2 separate regions of the Homo sapiens genome follow, and region 2 is linked to region 1. Evidence: read pairs that join two places in POLR2A ChIA-PET (ENCODE). Cell type or tissue: GM12878. All regions are shown on one strand.

Evidence for each region. Peaks named below come from ENCODE experiments on the same cell type or tissue, not always from the same donor. Only the 100,000 strongest peaks of a DNase experiment are listed, where the experiment ranks them.
Region 2: POLR2A ChIA-PET joins it to region 1 with 5 read pairs; 4 of 35 experiments call an interaction of 5 or more read pairs at or near these places.

What each region holds. Positions count from the first base shown.
Region 1 is chr7:43,665,456-43,673,455 of GRCh38, reverse strand. The region is part of intron 1 of COA1 (cytochrome c oxidase assembly factor 1); the gene reads left to right. Among named protein-coding and RNA genes, the nearest start is that of COA1, 60 kb to the left of the region's middle. RefSeq lists a silencer at 3,554-3,603. In GM12878, no CTCF peak of the experiment used is centred here; no DNase peak of the experiment used is centred here; H3K27ac peaks cover 547 bases.
Region 2 is chr7:43,855,296-43,863,295 of GRCh38, reverse strand. No RefSeq gene overlaps it. Among named protein-coding and RNA genes, the nearest start is that of MRPS24, 10 kb to the left of the region's middle. RefSeq lists an enhancer at 5,244-5,413. In GM12878, no CTCF peak of the experiment used is centred here; no DNase peak of the experiment used is centred here.

The DNA.
Region 1 (8,000 bases):
TGTGAGATGGTATCTCATTGTGGTTTTCATTTGCATTTATCTCATGATTAGTGATGTGGAACTTTTTTTCATATGCTTCTTGGCCACTTACATGTCTTCTTTTGAAAAGTGTCTGTTCATGTCCTTTGCCCACTTTTTAATGGGGTTGTTTATTGATTTAAGTTGCTTATAGATTCTGGATATTAGACCGTTGTTGGATGCATAATTTGCACATATTTTCTTCTGTAGGTTGTCTGTTTACTCTGTTGATAGTTTCTTTGCTGCACAGAAGCTCTGAAGCTTAATTAGATCTCACTTGTCAATTTTTGCTTTTGTTACAATTGCCTTTGGCATCTTCATGAAATCTTTGCCGTGTCCTATGTCCAGAATGTATTTCCTAGGTTATCTTCCAGAGTTTTTTTAGTTTTAGGTTTTACATCTAAGTCTTTAGTCCATCTTGAGTTGATTTTTGTATATGGTGTAAGGAAGGAGTCCAGTTTCAATCTTCTGTATATGGCTAGCCCATTATTTCAGCACCATTAATTGAACAGGGAGTCCTTTCCCCATTCTTTGTTTTTGTTAACTTTATCAAAGATTAGATGGTTGTAGGTGTGCGGCATTATTTCTGGGTTCCCTGTTCTGTTCCATTGGTATATGTGTCTGTTTCCTTCTTTCTGTCTCTCTCTCTTTTTTTTTTTTTTTTGGTTTGAGATGGAGCCTCGCTCTGTTGTCAGGCTGGAGTGCAGTGGCGTGATCTTGGCTCACTGCAACCTCTGCCTCCTGGGTTCAAGTGATTCTCCTGCCTCAGCTTCCTGAGTAGCTGGGACTACAGGTGTGCACCACCATGCCCAGCTAATTTTTGTATTTTTAGTAGAGATGGGGTTTCACCATGTTGGCCAGGATGGTCTCCATCTCTTGAACTCGTGATCTGCCCGCCTTGGCCTCCCAAAGTGTTGGGATTACAGGCGTGAGCCACTGTGCCTGGCCTGTTGAGGGTTTTTAATATGAAGGGATGTTGAATTTTATTGAAAGCCTTTGAGTTTGGGGATGATCATGTGGTTTTTGTTTTTATTTCTGTTTATGTGATGAATCACATTTATTGATTTGCATATATTGAACCAACCTTGCATCCCAGGAATAAAGCCTACTGATGGTGGTGGGTTAGCTTTGGATGTGCTGCTAGATTCGATTCGCTAGTATTTTATTGAGGATTTTTGCATCTGTGTTCATCAGGGATCTTGGCCTGCAGTTTTCTTACTGTGTCTCTGCCAGATTTTGGTATCAGAATGATGCTGGACTCAAATAATGAGTTAGGGAGGAGTCCATCCTTCAATTTTTTCAAACAATTTCGGTAGTATTGTTCCATACTAGCTCTTCTTTGTATGGGGTTGTTTTTGCATGTTGAATTGTTTCAATTTCTTACAGATTCTGGTTATTGGACCTTTGTTGGATGCATAGTGTATTAGTCTGTTCTCATGCTGCTATGAAGAAATACCCAAAACTGGGTAATTTATAAAGAAAAGAGGTTTCATTTACTCACAGTTCCACGTGGCTTGGGAGGCCTCAGGAAACTTAGAATCATGGCAGAAGGCACTTCTTCACAGGGCAGCAGGAGAGAGAATGAGTGCAAGCAGTGGAAATGGCAGACGCTTATAAAACCACCAGATCTCATGAGACTCACTATCACGAGAACAGCATGGGGGAAACTGCCCTGTGATCTGATTACCTCCACCTGGTCTTGCCCTTGACACATGTGTATTACAGTCCAAGATGAGGTTTTGGGTGGAGACACAGCCAAACCATATCACGTAGTTTGCAAATATTTTTTCTCGTTGTAGAAAAATATTTATCTCATGGCCTGCAGCCATGAGCATGGAGTGTTTTTCCATTTGTTTGTGTCATCTCTGATTTCTTTGAGCAGTATGTTTTGTAGTTCTCCTTGTAGAGACTTTAACCTCCTTCATTAGATATATTCCTAGATACCTTCTTTATTTTTTCGTGGCCATTATAAATGGGATTCTTTGTTCATTTTTAATTGGGTTGTCTTTTAATTATTGAGTTAACAATAGTTCTTTATATGTATTCTAGATACAAGTCCATTGCCAAATATATGATTTGCTTTTTTTTTTTCCGTTTCTGTGGGTTGTTTTCACTTTCTTCATGGTGTCACAAGTATTTTTAATGTTGTTAAAGTCCAATTTATCTATTTGTTTTTTGTCACTTGTGCTTTTGGTGTTATATCAAGGAACGATTGTCTAATCCAAGCTAATGAAGACTTATTCTCATGTTTCTTCTAGGAGTTTTAGAATTTAGTGCTTACATGTAGGTCTGTGATTCATTTTCAGTTGATTTTTGTGTATGGTGTTAGGAAGGGTTCCAACTTCATTTATTATTTTGCATGTGGATATCCAGTTGTCTCAGCATCATATGTTGAAAAGACTATTCATTCTTTCTCTATTTTATTGTCTTGGTACTCCTGTTGAAAATCAAATGACCTTGGATAAAAGGGTTTACTTCTGAACTCTCATCAGATGTTTTTAAATGGCAGTTTTAATTTTAATAAATTTACTGATAATTTATTGGAGAAATGATTATGAAACACATCCTGTGAGCCAGGCACTACCTTAGCTTGCAGAGTTATGGCAGTAAACAAGAGAGAGACTCCCTTGACCTTGCAGATTACATTTTAGTGGAGAATGAAAAGATATGTGAAGAATATAAAACACTTGGGAACATTAATTAGAGAAGGATAAAAGTATATGTTTGTGGGCATTACATTGTTTTCTTCACATAGCCCTCTATGTCTCTTTTAGTGCATTTAGCTCTTCCTGCCATGTCTATAGTTAATATTTTTATATGCATGTGTAATCTACCCGACTAGGCTAAACACTTCTTCAGGTCAAGGTCTGTCTTTGCCAGTCTCTCCCATCTAGATATAGTACGTGTTTAGTGGGTATGTGATGAATGAATAAATAGATTAATTACTTTTGGGGACTGAGTTTATGATGAAAATTTTTTTTTTTTTAGACCAAGTCTCACCCTGTTGCTCAGGCTGTAGTGCAGTGGTGCAGTCTCGGCTCACTGCAGCCTCTGCCTCCCAGGTTCAGGTGATTCTTCTGCCTTAGTCTCCCAAATAGCTGGGACTACAGGTACCCACCACCACACCCAGTTAATTTTTTTCTGTATTTTTAGTAGAGATCATGTTTCACCATGTTGGCCAGGCTGGTCTTGAACTCCTGATCTCAAGTGATCCTTCTGCCTCGGCCTCCCAAAGTGCTGGGATTACAGGCGTGAACCACTGTGCCTGGCCTGAATGTTTTATACACATCCATTAATATATGCATAAACCTTTAAAATATCCATGTTATTCAGAGCTGTTACAATAGTTTGGAAATAAGAGTGGAATCCTTTATATTTGTGTTACTCTAGGTTACACTTCTTTTTTTATCTAGAATCTCAAGCTAAGTCTCCCTGCTTCAGCCCAGATTTCTATTTGGTACTTAACCTCAGCCAGGGCCCCGCTTTCCTTTCCTTCCTCACTCAAGTAATTTCAGCCCTCATTCTGTCCATAATGAGTCACTGAGCACCTCTCTCATCTGTTTCCGTCAGGGAGTGAACCAATATTTTAAATTTTAACCCAAGAACAGAAACCTGGGCAAGTCCTGGGTAGGGTAAAGTTATTTGATGTGATGGTTTTTTTTTTTTAATTTTTTTTTGGTTTTAAGGAGTGAAAAGTTTAATAGGCAAGAAAGAAGGAAGGAAGAAGAAAACAGCTCCCCTGTACAAAGATAAAGGGAGGGGGCGATTCGAACAAAGAGAAAACCCTGTGTGCGTCAGAAAAGTGGCTGCTTATATGAGGAGGCTAGAGGAGGTGGTGCCTGATTTGCATAGCGCTCAGGGGATTGGTTTGACCAGGCATGTCACTCACGTAGCCCGCGGAAAAAACTGGCCCTCCCACCCTAGCTTTTTAATATGCAAATGCAGGGTGCCATGATGCTCTACACATATGGGGATATGTGGGGGCGGCCGTGTTGCCAGGCACCTGTGAGGCGAGGGGAAGAAGGTGGCAGGAATCACCATGTTTGGGTGGACCCAGTTTCTAATGGCCTGTATTTGCATATCAAAGGTTGCTGACTCGGCTCTAAGAGCTGGGGTTTGCTAGACAAGAAACGTTTCTGGAGCCGCTTTAAAGGAAATGAAAACTTCCCCAAGGACCCCTTTTCCTAGCTGCCTAAAATAATTTCTTAATAAACTCCTATAACATCCCCCCATGTGGAGATGTCACCATAACTGCTCTTAAGGGGTTTTGGGTGATGACTCTTTCTGGCTATTTCCTGCTGAGAAGGGGCATCGAATGGGGAACAGCAGCTAGGGCTTCTCCTGGGGTTGATCTAAGGGTCCTTGGAAGAAAGGTGTGTTCCTGTGTGGTTTAGTTTGCAGCACTATTTGGAGTTTGATTGCTTCTAGGTGAGAGGAAACAATTCAAGTTATAGTATTGAGTATACAGGGTCCAAATATTAATACAAGACATAAGTTCTCTGTCCAATATTTCAGTTAGAAGGTGCTACTCTGTATAACCCTATTGCAAATAGTAGAGTGAGTATAGCAGTTCCCACAAGTGTGGTATAGTAGATAATTTTCATCTAAAATTTTACTTGCCAAGATATTTGGGGATTTATGAAGTTCCTTGGTTTTATTTCCCAAACAAAGAAACCTCAGGGTTATGGGCACCCTACTCACTTTCATTACCTGGCAGAATTTGCAGGATAATTGCCCAGAACCAGCATATTGATCCAGATTTTTATGTTATCCATCCCATTTTGTTTCATCCAAGCTGTAGGAGATCGCCACTTGATTCACAGGAATAAGCAGGGTTAGTCTAAAATGTAGGCAAAAAGCTTAAAAACAATTAGACTAGGATTTAATGACAAATGTATGATAAGCTTTGGAGCACAATTTCTCTCTCCAGTCCTCATTTTTTGTAAAAACAAATTATGATAGGACCGTGTGTGTTGTTTGTAGAATAAATTTTAGTCTTATACTTGGCCTGATTATTTGCATAAAGTGCAGCAAGAGTGGTTATTTCTACATAGGCCTTTTGGATTGGCTTTGATGGAACTCTGTTCCACAGGAATCTCAGATAAGACCTTTAAAGCTGAGCCCAGCCATCCACATGGGTTTGTATCCTCAAATACCTGTGAGTTGGGTGATCTCCTCTTGAGGTCCCAAGATAAACTTGGAGCTGCTGGACCTGTTAGAAAGTGACATTCTTTACTGACGACAGGTTAAGATCTCTGTTCATGGACTGTGTAGACAAGGTATGAGGCCAGTACTCCCCAAGGGGCTTTTATTGGCTCTGCATGTCAAGCTTGATTCCTTAAAGGGAAACACACCCTTTCAGTCAAAGCCTTGGTAAAATAACCAGTTTTACCAATTGTGTCCTGTCGACAAAGAAAAATGGATTCTTATTGCACTGATGGAAACAATTATATTGCTGTAAGTTAAGAGTACTCACAGATAGTTTCCAAATTCTGGAGGAACCAGGCAGAGAAAAAGAAACATGCTCCAAATTTTGTTCACAGGAGCATACCTTATTCAATTATTAAAGGCCATAAATAGTTAAAATAAGTTTCCTGGACTCTGAAAAACAAAACAAGGATCAGCAATATTGCAAGCGAAAGTCAAAAAGGTGGCTTTAACTTTCTGAGTCCAGTCCATTTAATTAGCTCTTGTTTTGCTTGATATTTGTGAACATGTCAGTTCTTTGAGTCCTGTATGTTCTTCCTCTATTCCAGTGTTAACAATCTTCAAGGCTATTAAGAATCTGCATTTGAGAACATCTGTTAAAGTTCTTAATATGGCTTGATTATAAACCGTCTTTTGAGAAGGAACAAAGCAAGACAATTGTCTGTGAATGACAAAATTTCCAGGATACAGTTAAAAACATGTCAGACAAAAGTTTATTTATCTCTGTGGTTTACAATAACTTTACCCTTAATTATGATTGATAGCATATACTTAGACGTTAGAATTTTAGAAATCCCATTCAATTTGGGAACATATATTAGTATTCACCAAAATATAACTTAAAGAAGATTGGAAATATTTTGGCAATCTCATGTGACTAAACATGTCAAATAATCTTTTTTACCTCTTTTCTGAATGTTTCAGGGACCTTCTGAACCATCCAAAAAGCCAGGCATCAGGAAGGACAGTTTTGAAACTTGAAGTTTGATTTTGGGAGGCCTGTTAAATGTTAGAGGTTTAGAACATTTGATGTTATGAAATAGAATTCCAGATTGCCAAATGATGACTCAAAAGGCAAAAACCTTTCATTAGCCTTTACCATGACATGGAAATCCTGTTCAAAGCCAAAGTTTACCCTTGCATTAATTTATTAATGTTAACCCCAATTTGTTTCTATGAAATCTTATAGATCATTGCTTCTAATCATAACCAATTTGACTGGGAGGTGAAATTTTCACAAGCCTTTTATAACCCTTTTACTAAAGGGCAGATTAGTGTCTTAAGACCTGCTTGCCATGGTTTTATTTCAATGTCCAATTTGTGAAAAGACCATATAATACCCTTTTGAGTTTAATTAATATTCACTGTTAACTTTTAGCAACTTTTATTTTTGGTGAAAAATCTGGTTAGTAAGCAGTTTTAATTATATACTTGGTGTGGATCCTAGGACCCAGAGAGAAATGCAGATAAAAGTTTGACTTTTCAGCATCCAGCTCTATATGTCCCAGCCTTACCTATCTGTAAAGCAGGCAGTATACAATCTTGGAATGTTTAGCAAACCTAGTATCTAAGTTGTATGATTTAGACCACCTATTTGCATTTTGACGACACTTGCATTTTACCAATAATTCTTAAGACTGTTTTTATTTCTTGAAGTCATGTGAACTAAAAAATATTTAAGTGCTTATTTTTCTTTAAGCCAATTAGAGCTCTTTTTATAGACATTACACACAACACATATATAGCAACACAAACATATAGAAGATTGAGCCCTTGTTAAGATTTTTCATTTGCCAGTTTCTTAATAGGGTTACTGGCTTTAGGGTGGAGCCCTTAGAGAAACAAGGCCAGGTAGCATGCATTTTTTAGGGCCTAATAAGCAGGTACAGCTGAAGGCAAAGACAGATCCCTAAAATTAAGGGTGCCATTTTATACTGGATCTTGGGTCCGTATAAACAGTGTAGTGCTTCTACCATGCTCTTCATTGCAAGGCAACCCAAAGCCAATTGGCTTATTTTGTAATTAGCCCATGTGATGGTTATTTTTGTGTGTCAGCTTTAGTATAAGTATATAACTTAAAGAAGATTGAACATCTTAAGTGGCTAAAAGATGAGCTAAAAGATGTCCAGATGGCTGGTTAAACACAATTTCTGGAGGTATCTGTGAGGGTATTTTCAGAAGAGATTAGCATTTGAATCAGTAGACTGAAGATCTCCCTCACCAATGAGGTGGGTATCATGCAGCACATTGAGGGTCCCAAAAGAACAAAAAGGCAAAAGAAAGGACAAATTTACTCTGTCTGTGATACGATTTGGCTCTGTGTCCCCACCCAAATCTCATTTTGAATTGTAATACCCACGTGTGGAGGGAGGGAGGTGATTGGATCATGGTGGCAGTTTCCTAGATGCTGTTCTTGTGATAGTGAGAGAGTTCTCAGGAGATCTGATGGTTTTATAAATGGCTTTCCTCTGGGCTTTTCACTTTCTCTCCTGCCTGCCGCCATGAAGAGGTGCCTGCTTCCCCTTCTGCCATGATTGGAAGTTTCCTGAGGCCTCCCCAGCCATGTGGAACTGTGAGTCAACTAAACTTCATTTGTTTATAATTATTCAGTCTCAGGTGGTATCTTTATAGCAGTGTGAGAACGAATTAATACACTCTGCTTGAGCTGGGTTTTGCAGAACTCTTCTTAAGTTCTGTGAAACCACACATCTGAATAGGGCACTGCTTTTGTACTTTTTCCTGAAAAGTACAGAAGAGTGATGTATGTGAATGTT
Region 2 (8,000 bases), 190 kb before region 1:
CTATTCAGGGAAAGAAATTTAAAGGTTTGGTAGATACAGGAGTGGACATTTCCATCATTTCTCTACAGCACTGGCCATCCGCATGGTCAATTCAACCCGCTCAATTTAATATAGTTGGAGTTGGTAAAGCCCCTGAAGTATATCAAAATAGTTATATTTTGCATTGTGAAGGGCCCGATGGACAACCTGGGACTATTCAACCAATTATAACTTCTGCACCTATAAATTTATGGGGGAGAGATTTATTACAACAATGGGGAGCACAAGTTCTAATTCCAGAGCAATTATACAGCCCTCAAAGTCAACATATGATGCATGAAATGGGGTATGTCCCTGGTATGGGACTAGGAAAAAATTTGCAAGGTTTGAAGGAACTGCTTCAAGTGGAAAGACAAAGTTCCTGCCAAGGTTTGGGATAAGATTTTTGATGGAGGCCATTGTTAAGCCTCCAGAACCTATACCTTAAAAATGGTTAACAAATAAGCCAATTTGGATAGAACAATGGCCACTAAGTAAAGAGAAACTGGAGGCTTTAGAGGACTTAGTTAATGAACAATTGGAAAAAGGACACATAGCTTCAACATTTTCCCCTTGGAATTCTCCAGTTTTCATAAGTAAGAAAAAAAACAGGTAAATGGAGAATGTTAACTGACTTTAGAGCCATTAATTCAGTTATACAACCTATGGGGATATTGCAGCCAGCACTGCCTTCTCCTACTATGATTCCAAAAAATTGGCCTTTAATAGTCATAGATTTAAAAGACTTTCTTTGCTATCCCCTTAGCTGAGCAAGACTGTGAATAGTTTGCATTTACAATTCCTGTGTACACAACCTACAGTCTGCTAAGTGTTTTCATTGGAAAGTGTTGCCACAGGGCGTGTTAAACAGTCCAACAATTTGCCAGATGTATGTAGGGCAAGCAATTGAACCTACTTGTAAAAAATTTTCACAGTGTTACATTATTCATTATATGGGTGATATAGTTTGTGCTGCCCCCACTCGAGAAATATTACTCCAATGTTATGATCACTTGCAAAATGTGATTTCTCATGCTGGTTTAATTATAGCTCCTGACAAAATTTAGACTACTACTCCTTACTCCTACTTCGGGACCTTAGTAAATGACACTACAATAGTGCCACAGAAAGTAACCATACGTAGGGCTCAATTGAAAACATTAAATGACTTTCAAAAATTACTGTGGGGCATTAATTGGATGCAACCTGCTCTAGGCATTCCTACCTATGCCATGAGTAATCTATTTTCTATCCAGTGATGCCCAACTTGCCAAATGGTGCATTCCTCATCGTTTACAGGAGGAGTTAATCCTTGAGGATTGGAACCTAATTCTTTTTGGCAAATAGATGTCACACATGTTCTCTCATTCAGGAGACTAGCTTAGGTACATGTATGTGTGGACACCTTTTCTCACTTTGTCTGGGCTACATGCCAATCAGGAGAGTCTTCTGCCTGTGTTAAACGTCACCTTTTGCAGTGTTTTGCAGTGATGGGCATTCCAGCTTCTACTAAAACAGATAATGCCCCAGGCTATACTAGCCAAGTTCTAGCTACATTTCTCTCTGTATGGAATATTAAACACATTATTGGTGTCCCATATAATTCTCAAAGACAAGCCATAGTCTTTGAAACATAGTCCCTGAAACAGCAGTTGCAAAAGCAAAAGGGGGAAAACAGGGACTACAGGACACCTCATATACAATTGAATCTAGCATTATTGACTTTAAATTTTTTGAGCCTGCCTAAAGGCCAGGTGCTATCAGCAGCTGAACAGCATCTACAGAAACCAGCTGCAAAGACAGAAGCAGAACAACTGGTTTAATGGAGAGATCTGATGACAAAAAGTTGGGAAATAGGTAAAATAATAACTTGGCATAGAGGTTATGCTTGTGTTTCTCCAGGACTGAATCAACAGCCAATTTGGATACTATCAAGACAGCTGAAACCTTATCATGAGCCAGATGCTGAGGAAGAGATTCCAAGAGGATCCCGAGGACCCCCCAGTTGCAGCCATGTCAAGACTGATGCTAAGGAGGACCCCAACTGTCACAAGCAACACCCATTGAACACAGCCACCAACCAGAGGACAGATCAAGAAACTGTCACAGATGGTGGAAGAAAACCTGAGGAAAGTGGGACAACCAGTCACAATGAGTAATTTAATGGTAGCTATGATAGCAGTGATCACCATTGCCATGAGTATTGCTTCAACAAGGGCTGACACAGAGAACAATTATACTTATTAGGCATATTTATCAATCTTGGCTAGCAATAATGCCTGGATGTAATCACTCTATAACACATTTACACATGCTTTCTAGTCTCAGTATTTACCATAATGAATCTGCTCCTATAATTCAGGCATACCACCCTCAAAAATCTATTTGTAAAAGAATTGGACCTGGCCAGAAATAATGAACATACTTATTTAGGAAGACTGCATTGCAGAACAGGCAGAGGTGCTGCGCAGCGATTCCTATGGAATCATTATTGATTGGTCCCCTAAGGAGATGTTTAGCTTGAATTATACCTCTTAGTCTGCGTGCCACAGCCACACTATGTTCAGCTGGTCTAAACAAAACAGTCAGATGGTAGAAATGGTAAGAAATATGGCAAGAGTTCCTATTGTCTGGAAACATGGCGGTATAGTGGCACCTCAACCTCAAATGATACGGCCTGCTCTAGAAGCTAAACATAAGGATTTGTGGAAACTATTAATGGCTCTTAATAAGATCAAAATTTAAGAAAGAATTAAAAAGCATCTAGAAGGATACTCTACAAACTTCTCTTTGGATATTGCAAAATTAAAAGTACAAATATTTAAGGCATCCCAGGCACACCTGACCTTAACACCAGGAACTGGAGTACTTGAAGGAACTGCAGACGGATTAGCAGCTATTAACCCATTAAAATGGATAAAAACACTTGGAGGCTCTATGATTTCAATAATGATTTTGCTATTAATCTGTGTTGTTTGTCTTTGTATAGTCTGCAAATGCAGATCCCGACTCCTGTGAGAAGTGGCTCATCGTGATAAAGCCGCCTTTGCTTTTGTCATTTTGCAAAAACCAAAAGGGGGAACATGTTGGGAACAGGCCCCCAAATCTGGCCATAAACTGGCCCCAAAACTGGCCATATACAAAATCTCTGCAGCACTGTGACATGCTCGTGATGGCTATGATGCCCATGCTGAAGGTTGTGGGTTTACTGAAATGAGGACAAGGAACACCTGGCCCACCCAGGACAGAAAACCACTTAAGGCGTTCCTAAACCACAAACAATAGCATGAGTGATCTGTGCCTTAAGGACATGTTTCTGCTGCAGATAACTAGCCAGAGCCCATCCCTTTGTTTCGGCCCATCCCTTTGTTTCCCATTTTAATCTATAATCTATAGAAACAATGCTTATCATTGGCTTGCTGTCAATAAATATGTGGGTAAAACTCTGTTCATGGTTCTCAGCTCTGAAGGCTGCCAGCCCCCTGATTTCCCACTCCACACTCTATATTTCTGTGTGTGTGTCTTTAATTCCTCTAGTGCCGCTGAGTTAGGGCCTCCACGACTGAGCTGGTCTCGGCATCATTCCACCCCCAACCCCTCCCAAATCTCATGTCCTCACATTTCAAAACCAATCATGCCTTCCCAAAAGTCCCCCAAAGTCTTATTTCAGCATTAACTCAAAAGTCCACAGTCCAAATTCTCAACTGAGACAAGGCAAGTCCCTTCCATCTATAAGCCTGTAAAATAAAAAGCAAGTTAGTTACTTCCTAGAATGTACCCCATACAATGAGGGTACAGACATTGGATAAATACAGCCATTCCAAATGGGAGAAATTGGCCAAAACACAGGGGCTAAAGACCTCATGCAAGTCCGAAATCCAGTGGGACAGTCAAATATTAAAGCTCCAGAATGATCATTGAATGCAGCTTTTCCAAGCACACAGTGCAAGATGTTGGTGCATCTACCATTCTGGGGTCTGGAGGATGGTGGCCCTCTACTCACAGCTCCACTAGGCAGTGCCCCAATGGGGACTCTGTGTGGGGGCTCCAATCCATTTCCAATCCACACTGCCCTAGCAGAGGCTCTCCATGAAGGCATCGCCCCTGTAGCCAACTTCTGCCTGGACATCCAGCCATTTCCATATGTCCTCTGAAATCTAGGCACAGGTTCCTAAACCTCAATTCTTGACTTCTGTGTACATGCAGGCTCAATACCACATGAAAGCTGCCAAGGTTTGGAGCTTGCATGCTTTGAAGCCATGGCCCAAGATGTACCTCGGTCCCTTTTAGCCATAGCTAGAGCAGCTGGGATGCAGGGCACCAAGTCCCTATGCTGCACATAGCAGGGGGGCCCTGGGCCCGGCCCACAAAATCATTTTTTTTCCCTAGGCCTCTGGGCCTGTGATGGAAGGGGCTGCTGCAATGGTCTCTGACATGCCCTGGGGACATTTTCCCCATTGTCTTGGCAATGAACATTTAGCTCCTAGTTACTTATGCAAATTTCTGCAGCTGGTTTGAATTTCTCCTCAGAAAATGGGTTTTTCAGCTGGGCATGGTGTCTCACCCCTGTACTTTTCAGCTGGGTGTGGTGGCTCACTCCCAGCACTTTGGGAGGCCAAGGCAGGTGGATCACCTGAGGTCAGGAGTTCAAGACCAGCCTGGCCAACATGATGAAAACCCATCTGTACTAAAAATATAAAAATTAACTAGGCGTGGTGGCAGGCGCCTATAATCCCAGCTACTTGGGAGGATGAGGCAGGAGAATTGGTTGAGCCTGGGAGGCAGTGTTTGCAGTCAGCCAAGATCGCACCATTGCACTCCAGCCTGGGTGACAAGAGAGAAACTCCGTCTCAAAAAAAAAAAAAAAAGAAAAAAAGGCCAGGCATGGTGGCTCATGCCTGTAATCCCAGCACTTTGGGAGGCTGAGGCAGGCAGATCACTTGAGGGCAGAGGTTCGGGACCGGCCTGGCCAACATGGTGAAACCCCATCTCTACTAAAAATACAAAAATTAGCTGTGTGTGGTGGCAGGCACTTGTAATTCCAGCTACTCGGGAGGCTGAGGCAGGAGAATTAATTGAACCTGGGAGGCGGAGGTTGCAATGAGCCGAGATGGTGCCACTGCACTTCATCCTGGGTGACAGAGCAAGACTCTGTCTCAAAAAAAAAAGGTGGGGGGTTATTTTCTATCCTATTACATTGTCCGGCCTCAAATTTTCTCAATTTTTATGCTCTGTTTCTCTTTTAAAATTGAATGCTTATAACAGCACCTAAGTCACATTTGAATGCTTTGCTGCTTAGAAATTTCTTCCGCTGGGTACCCTAAATCATCTCCCTCAAGTTCAAAGTTCCACAAATCTCTAGCACAGGGACAAAATGCCTCCAGTCTCTTTGCTAAAACATAGCAAGAGTCACCTTTACTCCAGCTCCCAACAAGTTCCTCATCTGCATCTGAGACCACCTCAGCCTGGATTTCATTGTCCATATCATTATCAGCATTTTGGTCAAAGCCATTCAACAAGTCTCTATGAAGTTCCAAACTTTCTCACTTTTTCCTTTGTCTGAGCCCTCCAAACTGTTCCAACCTGTTCCTGTTACCTGGTTCCAAAGTCGTTTCCACATTTTCGGGTATCTTTACAGCAGCACTCCACTATACTGGTACCAATGTACTATATGAGTCTGTCTTCACACTGCTGATGAAGACATACCCAAGACTGGGTAATTTATAAAGAAAAAGAGGTTTAATGGACTTACAGTTCCACGTGGCTGGGGAGGCCTCACAATCATGGTGGAAGGCAAAAGGCACGTCTTACACAGCAACAGGCAAGAGAGAATAATAACGAAGCAAAAGGGATTACCCTTTATAAACCCATCAGATCTCGTGAGAATTATTCACTACCACGAGAACAGTATGGAGGAAACTGCCCCCATGATTCAATTATCTCCCCTGGTCCCTCCCACAACATATGGGAATTATGGGAGTTACAATTCAAGATGAGATTTGGCTGGGGACACAGCCAAACCATATCAATGACTAACCCTGACCTCATCCTAACTCTAGTACTGATACTCACTTTGACTCTGACCATGACTCTCACCCAGATGCCTATCATGACATTGACCATAAACCTGGAAGTCATGTAAATCTGACTCCCACTCATCCCTAACCCAGATTCTGGCCCTGATCTTGGCCCTATCTCTCATGCTGATCTAACCCTGCCCTTGACCTGATTCTCACACTCAGCAATGCTGACACTGGTTGTCATTCAGGCCCTAGGACTCCCCCTGGACCCTGACCCTGGCCTGAACAAGATTCTCAACCTGACCATAATCCATGTGTAGATCATGACTGATTTTGACTCTCAACCAGATCCTGAACTCAGCTTGACCCTGAACTCATCTCACCTTTTTCCTCACTCTCAGCTTCTGCTTAATCAGACCCTAACCTTCATGCTGATCCCAACCCTACGCACGAGTTGGTCATTAGCCTGACCCTTCTAATCTTCATCCTGACATGAATGTGTTCTGACCCTTACCCTCACTCTGACCTTGACTGTGAGCTCCACTCTATCACTGATACTGAACCTCATTAGAACTTGATCATGACCCTGACCCTCACCATGCCCCTGACTCTGATCTTGACTTTTACCTTGAACCTGATGATTTTCCTCACTCTGAATAGGACCCTTACTCTGACCCTCACTTTCTCTCAGGCTATTGCGAGCCTGACCCTCGCAATAATTCTGACCTCGATGTCAAACTGACATAATTTGACACTGACTTTGACCCTGAGCCTGACACTCACCTGGTTCTTACTTTCATACTGACCTTGACTCTCTCACATAGACACTGACCATGAACCTGAACCTGACATCAAATCGCACACCCATTCTCACCCTCTGACCCTCAACTTGAGCTTGACCCTTACCCTCACCCTGTACCTAACCTTAACCTGATTCTAACCCTAACTCTTACCCTCACCCAAATTTGTTCCTGCACTTGAAATGTGAGTTTTGTGGTTCAGAAGTCAGCCATGGGCTTCACTGGACTAAAATCAAGGGGTTGGCAGGGATGCATTCCTTTCTAGAGGCTCTAGGGGATAATCGGTTTCCTCACCATTTCCAGCTTCTAGCGGCTGCCTACATTCTTTGGTCTGTGGCCCCTGCCTCCATTTTCAAAGCCAGCAGTAGCAGGTCAAATCCTCACTTTATATCACTCTGAAGATTCTTTTCTGGCTTTTCTCTACCACTTTTAAGGATTTGGGATTTTTTTTTTTTTGATAGCTTTGCTCTGTTGCCCAGGCTGGAGTGCAGTGGCATGATTTTGGCTTACTGCGTCCTCTGCCTCTTGGGTTCAAACAATTCTCCTGCCTCAGCCTTCCAAGTAGCTGGGATTACAGATGCACACAACCACATCTGGCTAATTTTTGTATTTTTAGTAGGTATGGGGTTTCGCCATGTTGGCTAGGCTGGTCTTGAATTCCTGAGCTCAAGCAATTCTGCCCACCTCAGCCATCCAAAATGCTGGGATTACAGGTGTAAGCCACCATGCGTGGCCAGGATTTGGGATTATTTTGGGTCCACCTGGATAATCCAGGGCTTCTTTCTACCTCAAGGTAAAACGATTAGCAACTTAATCATTTTTGCCATGTAATGGGATGTTCACAGGTCCCAGGGATTAAGGCATAGGCATCTTTGGGGGCCATTATTCTGCCCACCACAACTCTAACTGTACCCTTGCTTTCATCTGACCTACATTCTGACACTGACCCTGACCATGAAGATCAACATGTCCCTTTCTCTGATCCTAACACTGAATTTGACTGTCACCTTGTCCCTGGCTGGCACCATGAACCTAACTGAAGGTGTGACCTGACCCTCACCCTGACTCTGACCTTGACATTGACAAGGAATAGACCTTCACCCTGACAGTCACCATGACCCTGTGCTGACCTTGATGGTGACTCTCACTGACTCTGGCCCTC